2 separate regions of the Homo sapiens genome follow, and region 1 is linked to region 2. A link is a loop called in an ENCODE intact Hi-C map of the cell type or tissue named here. Cell type or tissue: natural killer cell. All regions are shown on one strand. Each heading gives the region's core, and the rest is flanking DNA. Links, peaks and the distances in the headings are about the cores only. Region 1 overlaps NCOA1 (nuclear receptor coactivator 1). Region 2 overlaps LOC105374329 (a long non-coding RNA gene).

Region 1 (5,389 bases), core at 65-5,064, 63 kb before region 2:
GCATGTTCCTGGATTTTAACAAATGGAATCATACAGAATGCACTCTTTTTTGGTTGGCAGCTTTAACTCAAAATAATTATTTTGATATTCATTCAAGTTGTTGGGCATATGGTTATTTCATTTTTATTGATGAGTACTATTCCATTTAATGGATATACCACATCTATCCATTTACCTATTAAGGACGTTTGGATTGTTTCTAATTTGGGAGTATTAAAAATAACATTGCTATAATAAAAACTCATGTTCAAAATGTATATGGACATATGCTTTCATTTATCTTAAGTAAATTGCTTAAGAGTAGAATGGCTGGGTCACATGTTAAGTATATGTTTAACTTTAAAAAAAAATTGTCAAGCTATTTTCCAAAGTAGTGTATGGTTTTACATTCCCACCATAATGTGAGCGTTCCAGTTGCCAACACTTAGTACAGTCAGTCCTTTTAATGTTAGCCATTTTAAAAGGTGTTAGTGATCTCTCATTATGGATTTTATCCACACTTCTGTAATGATTAATTATGTTTATTATCTTTTGATGTGTTCATCCATCATCTGTGTATCTGTTAGTAAACTCTCTGTACAGGTACTTTCCTCACTTTTGAATTAGGTTTTATGTTTCCTTAATATTGAGCTTTGATAACTCTATATATTCTGGAATTAAATCCTTTATAAATGAATTACAAATATTTTTTTCTCAACACATGGCTTGTTCTTTCATACTTTTCAAAAAATACTGCTACTAAATTTTCTGTTTTGGGGGCATCATAGCTCACTGCAGCCTCCAACTTCTGGGCACAAACAATCCTCCCATCTCAGCCTCCCGAGACTATGCCTACTAGTAATTAGGCATGCACCACCTAACCCAGCTAATTTTTTTTTTTTTTTTTTTGTAGAGACAGGGCCTTTGCTGCCCAGGCTGTTCTCAAACTCTTGGCCTCAAACGATCCTCCAGCCTCAGCATCCCAAAGTGCTGGGATTACAGATGTGAGCTACCATGCCCAACCGTGTTTTCTTTTTAATAGTTACAGTGAGATAAGTCATATACCATACAAAAACTTGTACAACTCAATGATTTTTGGTATATTCAAAGATACATGTAACCATCACCATAGTCAATTTTAGAACATATTCATCATCCCAAAAGAAACCCTGTCCCCCAGTCCTTCCAGCCTAGCCCTAAGCAACCAACTAACCTATCTTCTATTTCTATAGAGACCACTCTATAGTGATCTTTTGTGACTGGCTTTTTTCAATTAGCCTAATGTTTTAAAGGTTCATCCATGTTGTAGCACGTATCAGTATTTCATTCCTTTTTATGATTGAATTATAATATTTCATTGTATACATATACATTTTGTTTATCACATATGTGAATGAATCTATTCCAGACTTTCTATTCTGTTCCATCAATCTACTTGTCTGTCTTGAAACCCATACCACCCTATTGTGATTACTATAGTTTTATAATAAGACTTGAAGATAAGTAGTGTAAGTCTTACAACTTTTTTCTTCTTTTTCAAAGTTGTTTTGGCTGTTCTAGGTCCTCTGTATTTCTATATGAATTTTAGAATCAGCTTGTCAACTAGTACCAAAAAATTCCTGCTAGGATTTTGACTGGGATTGCATAGTACACACAGAACACTTGGGGGAAGGTAACATCTTAGTATTTAGTCTTCTGCTGCATAAACACAGTATCTCTCTCCATTTGCTTAGGTTATCTTAATTTCTCTCGGGAACACTTTATAATTTTCAGTGTACAAGTCTTAAACATCTTTTTTTAGATTTATCTCTAAGTACTTCATAGTGCTCGATGTTTTTATACATGGCATTAATTTTTATTTCAAGTTCCAAATGTTCATTGCCAATATACAAAAATACAATTCATGTCTACATATTGATCTTCTATCCTACCTTGTTCAACTCACATATTACTTCTAGTAGCTTTTTTGTAGAATCTATCCGTAGATAATCAATGTCATCTGCAAATAAAAAGTTACTTCTTCCTTGCCAATCTGGATGCCTTTTATTTCTTTTTTTTTTACTTCATCATACAGATTAGAACCTCCAGTATAATGTGGAAGAAAAGTGGTAAGAAGAGATATACTTCCCTTGTCTGTGTTTATGGAGGGAATGCATTTAGTCTTTCGTCATTAAGTATAATGTTAAACCGTAGGTTTTTCATAAATATGCTCCATTTATCAGGTTAAGGAAGCCCTCTTTTTTCTAATTTGCTGAGAATTCTTATCTCTATTTCTAATTTGCTGAATTTTTATCAAATGCTTTTTCTGCATTTATTGAGATGTTCATATTTTTTTCCTTTTTAGTCTGTTAACATGGTAAAATACGTTCATTAATTTTTTAACGTTAAACCAATCTTGCATTCCCAAGGTAACCCCAATCATAATGTATTATACTTTTTATATATTATTGGATTTGACTTGCTAAAATTTTGTTAGGACTTTTAAAATATATGTTCACTCAATAAATGGTTGTTATTACTAGTTATGTTAAATGAGAAACAGAATACAAGAACAAAAACACATAGTAAGAATATCTACACAAAATACATACACTTGTAGACAACTACCAGAAGGAACTATGTAAAAATTAAAAGAGCATAGTGAAATCATGAGGCACATTCCAAAATTCTGATGCTATTACTATATTATCATTTCACTAACTAAAATTCTAAATAATTCCCTTCCTAGTTGTAAATCCTAGCAAATTACCATAATTTTCACTAGAAACACCCAACCATACTATCTCTACCATCCTGTGCCCTAATACAAAGATAAAACAATTTTAAAATGAAAAAGCTAGCAACAACTACGTTCAATGATAAGCACTTCACATGTGTGCTCTGGTGGCTTTGAGTAAAATCTTCCTAAGAACAACCTTGTTTCCAATATTCTAGTTCTAATTGTTTGAGCCAGATAAATAAATACCTGTATGTTAAAGACACGCTTGCTAGGTAAATTAGCCTTCTAGTTTCTGTGAAAGGAAATCTCACAGTGGCAACAACACCCTGTCAGTGTGAAACGGTTCTCGCAGACATAAACCCTGAGAGAGAAACCTCAGCTCCAGATAAGGGAAATCCAAGAAGGGCCTGGCTGTGAGAAAATGCAATGTGTACTCCAGGTACAAATGAAATGCACTTGCTCAGAGGAGAAAGTCGGTACACACTGGGTCTTGGAAAAGGGTGGTGGTGTGCAAACAGAACAGCAGTGACAAGCAGAAGAGATTCCACACAGAACGGAAGGAGAGAGAAACTGAAGGAAAAAAAGGAAGACACTCACAGCAGAAAATATAGTATAAAAAATACAAACTCAATTCTCTACAAGAACCAAAGTAATCAAAATCAATAAATAAATAAAAAATAAGTGTGTAAATGGGGCAACTTTAAACCAATAGGAAAACATGGGGCCTAGACCTAACGGAAGAGATTATGCACTAGCCTTAAAGCATTCAAATTCAAGATACAGTAAAATACTGGGTAGTCTAAACAAAATGGGGTGTGTGTGTGTGTGTGTGTGTGTGCGCGCGTGTGTATATATATACGTATATGTGTATATATACGTATATATACTTGTATATATACGTATATATATACACACGCGCGCACACACACATGCACATATATATGTGGTTGAAGGGGGAGCACAGGAAAAAACACTGGTATATAAAGATATATTTTTAAAATGAAAAAAAAAAAAAAAGAAAGCTGGATAGAAATAGGAAAGTACATTGGAATGAAGGCCAGAGAGGCAACTTCACAGCAATGGGAGTAACAGAGGTATAAGAGAGAAAGTGAGAAAGATGATACTAATACATGGGAGAGGAGAGAAAAGGGTCAGGTATCAGACTGAGAATTGAAGGGGGATTAAACCAAGTTAAAAAAATTCTTAATCTGTATTAATATATTCATTGACATTTCATTAGTGTGGCCATTAGCTTGGATCAGTTAACAGCAGTGACATAATGTCACTGCGTAATGACACAATGTAATGAACTTTTATCTTTGCTCCTCCCCTCAATTAAAAAAAAAAGGCGGGCCGGGCACGGTGGCTCATGCCTGTAATCCCAGCACTTTGGGAGGCCGAGGCTAGCAGATCATGAGATCAGGAGATCGAGACCATCCTGGCTAACATGGTGAAACCCCGTCTCTACTAAAAATACAAAAAATTAGCCAGGCGTGGTAGCGGGCGCCTGTAGTCCCAGCTACTCGGGAGGCTGAGGCAGGAGAATGGTGTGAACCTGGGAGGCGGAGCTTGCAGTGGGCCGAGATCGTGCCACTGCACTCCAGCCTGGGCGACAGAGCGAGGCTCCGTCTCAAAAAAAAAAAAAAAAAAAAAAAAGGCAAAACCTATTTATATTCATAAAGAGAAAAAAATTATTTCATAGGTCAGGGTCCATGTCACTTGTGCCTTTATAACATGCAGAGCAAGGCTCAGTCTATTCAGCCTACCAAGCAGCTAGCATACAGGAGTCAAGCCACCAGAGTGACTGCCTGCTGACTGAGCTAAGGCTCTTCCTTAGTAAGAGCTTCTGAGGCACTAACAAAGAGCAGAAGTAGAACTAAAAGAATAACTTCTTTCTTGAAGGAGCTTCACTGAGGGCTTCTGTTTTTTGTTTGTTTTGTTTTTAACTCCTGGTTCTATAAATTATAGACTAGCTTTAGGAAAAAAACTGAATAAAGTTATAAATCTAGACTAACTTTCAGAAGCCCACCAAATTAATAGCTTTTGTTTAGGGATAGTATTACGTATAGGTAGTCATTGCTTACTTTACTTGCTCTACAGGTTTTTTCTCCCTCCTACTTTTTAACATTTCCCCCTAGTTTCCATAATGTTCCAATATTCTTTTCATAACTTTGGACCAATAATTCAATAATGCAAATAAGCAAGCAAGAAAACAAGACAGCCTTCCTCCAAGTAATATAACATGAATCACTCTTAATCACTCAAAATGCCAAAAGTAGAGATAAATTATTAAAAGGTTGCCAAAGGCCGGGCACAGTGACTCACATCTGTAATACCCAGAACTCTAGGAGGCCGTGGCAGGAGGACTGCTTGAGCCCAAGAGTTTTGAGACCAGCCTGGGCAACATAGTGAGAACCCATCTCTAAAAAAAAGTTTTAAAATATTAGCTGGGCATGGTAGTGTGAACCTGTAGTCCCAGCTACTTGGGAGGCTGAGATGGGAGGACTGCTTGAGCCTGGTAGGCGGAGGTTGCAGTGAGCCATGATCGCGCCACTGCACTCCAGCCTGGGTAACAGACCCAGACCCTGTCTCAAAAAAATAATAAAAATGAAAATAAATAAAAGGGTGCCAAAATAAATGACCCCAAAATAAGTTGTTCCTAAATGCACCTTTAGTAATTTAGGAACGCCA
Region 2 (5,389 bases), core at 281-5,280:
GTGAAAGCATGAAATCATCTTTAGCAATCTGTACCCCCCACCCCCACCAAACCAACCACCTAGTGAGAAAGGACATTATCACCTTCAGATTAGGGATGTGTGTCTCAGAGTTTAAGAGACTTGTCCCAGTAACACCCACTTAATGACAAAGAAAGGATTTACATTTAAACCAAAGTCTCTAAGACACCAGAGCTCACATATTCTGGTGCATTCCCAGCTCCCAAGATCACTTGCAGATTCCCCAAGATGCATCACTGATGATGACACCCCAGTGACAGGTGCTGGCCCACCTGTCCCCTTTCTTGCTGTCCATCATGTCAGAGTTAGGGTTGAGGTTGGATTTGCTGGTTTCACCTCTGGCCATCGCTTACATTATGGCCTCTGGTCTGTGCCTCCTTGGAATAGGCAGGGTCCACAACACTCAGGGTACGAAGGGTCACGGGGAGGGGGTTTGTGGTGTGTCCTTTAATACCTTCCTTTTTTCTTTTCCTTTTTATTTTTTGTTTTTTTGCTACAGCTAGGGGAGTGGGGGCACTGATTCTGACTCACTACACACTCTGAGAGTATCTGACTCATCCCAGCGCTGGTGTTCTTCCAGCTCTGCTCAGTACACCGAGGTGTCCTTCCCCAGCTGCCTGGGATCGGCCAGACCCGTTCAGATGCTCTTGGTTCAGCCCTAAATGACACCAAGGTTCATTAGTAAATTAGACACATACACAAGAATCAAAAACTCCCCAGCAACCAACAGGGCTTAGGCAAGTTTTGGACTGTGTTGAAGCCAAGATTAATGTGCAATACCATTAGAATTAATGAACTGCTTTGCATCCAAGCATATAGTTCACATTTACATTGGTCATATTGATAGTTAAAAGTTTATTTTTCAGTTTAAAAACTTACAAAAGTCAACTATAAATATGAACTATTGGTAGTTGAAAGTTAAAAGTTAACCATAATTTTTTAAAAAAGTTAACTATAAGTTAAAACAAAAGAGTTCTCTTTAACCAATATTTTAGACAGCTGTATAATAAAATATCCTTCTCTACTTTGAGAATTTGTAAGAGATCACATTTATCAAAAGTTAAGAAACAAGCCTTAATTTAGCTGCTTAAATAATTATCCTTTTGGCTGTTCCCATATAGTAAATTACAGGTGTTTCTTCAAGTACATGAAGGGCTCCAAGTTCATTTAATTGTTCCTGATTGCTATTTTTATCGCTATGCAATCATTCCATTTCAAAAAAGAATTTTGTATTTGGTAGAATTTTGGCATTAAACTGTCCTTTCTTCTCATGGTCCTGTTCTGCTTCAATCTCCAGCAGAGCTCTCCCCCATTAATTTATTGTCAAGAGTGTTTTGTCGGCCGGGCGCAGTAGCTCAAGCCTGTAATCCCAGCATTTTGGGAGTCCGAGTCGGGCGGATCACAAGGTCAGGAGATTGAGACCATCCTGGCTAACATGGTGAAACCTCATCTCTGCTAAAAATACAAAAAATTAGCCGGGCGTGGTGGTGGGCACCTGTAGTCCCAGCTACTCGGGAGGCTGAGGCAGGAGAATGGCGTGAACCCGGGAGGCAGAGCTTGCAGTGAGCCGAGATCGTGCCACTGCTCTCCAGCCTGGGCGACAGAGCAAGACTCCATCTCAAAAAAAAAAAAAAAGAGTGTTTTGTCCCATTCTCTGATAACTTTGCTTACTCTAATTGTAAAACTTTTATTTCCAGCAGTTATCATCTTCTAGGAGGCAGTCTTAATATGAGTATCAAAAATGCTCTCATCCTGGCCAGGCACAGTGGCTCACACCTGTAATCCCAGCACTTTGGAGGCTGAGGCAGACGGATCACTTGAGTTCAGGGGTACAAGACCAGCCTGGCCAACATGGTGAAACCCCCCCCCCCATCTCTACTAAAAATACAAAAATTAGCCAGGCAGCGTGGTATGCACCTATAATCCCAGCTACTCAGGAGGCTGAGGCATGAGAGTCACTTGAACCGGGAGGCAGAGGTTGCAATGAGCTGAGATCATGCCACTACACTCCAGCTTGGGCGACAAGAGCAGACTCTGTCTCAAAAAAAAAAAAAGGCTAGGTTTGGTGGCTCACACCTGTAATCCCAGCACTTTGGGAGGCCGAGGTGGGGGGATCATGAGGTCAGGAGTTCAAGACCAGCCTGGTCAACATGGTGAAACCCCATCTCTACTAAAAATACAAAAATTAGCCAGGCGTGGTGGCGCACGCCTGTAATCCCAGCTACTCAGGAGGCTGAGGCAGGAGAATGGCTTGAACCCGGGAGGCAGAGGTTGCAGTGAGCCAAGATTGCGCACTGCACCACTCCAGCCTGGGTGACAAGAGCAAGACTCTGTCTCAAAAAAAAAAAAAAAAGTCTCTCATCCTGTGGTGAGTATCCTGTATAACAGCAACGAACAACTTCCTTTCTAGGGAAAGCTGGCTTTCTCTCCATTTTTCAGAACAGATGTTTGTATTTTTTGATGAACCCTCATCCCAACTCTCTTCAGACTTCTTTTCTTTGGGTTTTGACACCATGCCTCTTGTTTTCTACCTGATCTGACACCCTAAACTTTGATTTTCGTACCCATGAAATGCTTATTTGCAAATATATGGTTATAGGCTGGAACTAGGTTTTTGTTACCTCCCTAGTCCACATCTTTAAAATGTTTCCTAGTAATGTGTGTTCTGCAAGAAATAAAACTGAGCTATGGTTCTGCAGAAACTTGATAATGTTCTCCCTGGAGGGCTCCTCATTCCTCAGCCTTCTGGGGACTGGCCACGCGATCTTCCCTCATGGGGTGGGCACTCAGCATGTACGTTTTAGACGTATTTGGAACCAGCAAGTTTGGTAGGACAAAGGATGTTTTAAGGATTTAAAGAGAAAAGGAGTCGCCTACATTGAACTCAATCTCGTGCCGAAATTCTTGCAGTCTCTGCCACTGACACCGCATGTGTTCTGGCTTTCGGCAGGATTGTTCTCCCCGGCTTTGCTCTGAAACGTAAAGCCCCATTGCCCACTGCAAGTTTTAATGAAAAGCAGCTCATAAGCAAGTTACGTAACCTAATTGTAATCCAGGGATCAGCTTGGTTATATTATTTAAAGAAATAGCATCCATTTTCCGTGACCTGATTTAGAAAAGAAACTTAGGGAGGAAAAAAAAAATACCCAGTTCAGCATTTGGCTTCCCGTGCTCATTCTAATGAGACTGTTGGTAAATAATTCAGAAACAATGACTTTTAAGAACATTAAACCCAACTTAGCTCAGGGTTCTATCTCAAAGCAGCTAAAGCTACTTAAAGCAAATTATAAATTATTATAAAATATGGAGCTTCTTATTGCAGAAAATTTGGTCATTTAAAAAGTTTATTTCCTCATCAATTCAACACATGCAGAATACTGACTAGATGCAAAATGGGGAATGCTAAAATGCATGGACTGTGCTCTCAGGAAGCCTGAAATCTGGTAGGGGTAATGATAATGTATCAACATTGGTTCATTAGTGGGAACAAATGTACTACAGTAATGCAAGGTGTTAACAGCAGGGGAAGTGGTGTTGGTGGGGGTTGTTACAGGAACTCTGTCCTATCTTTGCAACTTTTCTGTAAATCTAAAAGTATTCTAAAATTAAAAGTTTATTTTTAAAAACCTGGTTAGGGAAACAGTTGGGTACACAAATAGAAACACATCCATCCTTGTTGCCTGATTTATAGAAATAAAACCAGGCCTGCATAATAGGCAGCTTCCTAAGTGGTATGATTGTTTTATGAACTTCAGAAGCACAAAACTGGATTAATCACAGTTCTGATTCATATTAATAGTGTGTCATGAATCAAGGGCTATGACTGGCCCATTGGTTTTTAAATAAACCTCATTTCATTTATTTTCGTTGTATGTGTTATAATAATACAAGAAACCACTCATAACCCCACCTCTCAACCCAAAAGCCAAAAACTCTCCATGACATACATCGACCTACCTGTTCCATCCCATACCAGACCCCAACATTCTTCTCAGTAGTAACTATTCTTTTAAATTTTGTTTTTATCATACATTGCTCTTCTTTAAATTTCATTGCACATTTGCGTGGGCCTAAACAGTATACTAGTTTTATTTGTTTTGAATGTATTATATGTTGTCTTCTAGGACTTGTTCTTTTAGCTCAATACTATATTGCTAAGGTTGATCAATAATGTTGAGATCATACTCTATTCATTTTCACCATTGTGTAACACTCAATAGCAGGACTGTACCACAATTTATTTAACCATGTTTATCAGTGGTTTAATAAATTGTTGCTATTACAAATGGATTGTGCCATGAACATTTTTTTATGTGTGTTCTGGTAAACATATGCTAATGTTTTCATTGAACTAGAGATATGCAAGATTTAACAATCTTAAAACTGCATAAGAATTAAAGCTTGACAGTTCACTTACAGAAATTATGTTAAGCGTGTCTGGGGAAGAGCATATAATACAAATTCTTCACTACTGAAGCAAAGGAAAATATGAATTATACACTAATTTCACACCAGTTAGGATTTGATTTGTCTATAACATAAAACCCAAATTAATCATTCCTTAAACGTATATGTTGCCCTCATGTAAAACATCTGGAGATGAGAAGTCTAAGGCCAGTTTGGCAAGGTCTGCGGAATTGTCATGAACCCAGGCCTCTTCCAGCTTTTCAGTTTGCCATCCCTAGGGTGTGACTTTTATTCTTCTGGTCCAAAAGGGTTGCTCAACTTCTAGTCATTAAATCTGCCTCCTCATCAGCAAGAAGGAGAAAAGGAAGGAAGGAGAGTGCATCTTCCATTCAAGGACACTTTCCCCAAATTGCACGTGACATTTCTAATTGCATCCTATTAACTAGAAGGGGGACACACGGCTCTTGCTAGTTTCAAGGGAGGCTGGAAAATGTAGTCTTTATTCTGGTCATCTTGTATTCAGCTAAAAGTTAAGGGTCCTATTACCTAAACGAATGGGAAAATAGACTTTGAAAACAGTTAATAGTCTCGGAGAATTATTACAGCTAAAGTGAAAGCAGAAAAGAAACCAACCCATCAAGGCCTTATTTTGAGAAGTAGAAAGAAAAACTAAACACCGATAACATCACCACCCAGTGATGACCACGGTTAACTTGTTGAGATGTATTTTTCCAGACTTTTTCATCCATATAAAAAACTACATATATGTCTCCAGTATAGCCATAATAATACCTATATCTATACCAATATATTCACATGTATTAGTCTGTTTTCAAGCTGCTAATAAAGACATACCTGAGACTGGGTAATTTATACAGGAAAGAGGTTTAATGGACTTACAGTTCTACATGGCTGGGGATGCCTCACAATTATGGCAGAAGGCAAGGAGGAGCAAGTCAACGTC

The links. Hi-C counts contacts between places; a loop is a spot of excess contacts. Peaks named below come from ENCODE experiments on the same cell type or tissue, not always from the same donor. Only the 100,000 strongest peaks of a DNase experiment are listed, where the experiment ranks them.
Region 1: it touches region 2 in a loop (1.9-fold over the local background); 1 of 110 quality-filtered maps calls a loop at or near these places.

The regions. Positions count from the first base shown.
Region 1 is chr2:24,515,152-24,520,540 of GRCh38, reverse strand. The region is part of intron 1 of NCOA1 (nuclear receptor coactivator 1); the gene reads right to left. Among named protein-coding and RNA genes, the nearest start is that of NCOA1, 27 kb to the right of the region's middle. In natural killer cell, for the core only: no CTCF peak of the experiment used is centred there; a DNase peak (open chromatin) is centred at 3,050; H3K27ac peaks cover 1,289 bases.
Region 2 is chr2:24,452,008-24,457,396 of GRCh38, reverse strand. All of the region lies in intron 2 of LOC105374329 (a long non-coding RNA gene), which reads right to left. Among named protein-coding and RNA genes, the nearest start is that of NCOA1, 37 kb to the left of the region's middle. RefSeq lists an enhancer at 1-438. In natural killer cell, for the core only: no CTCF peak of the experiment used is centred there; no DNase peak of the experiment used is centred there; H3K27ac peaks cover 1,101 bases.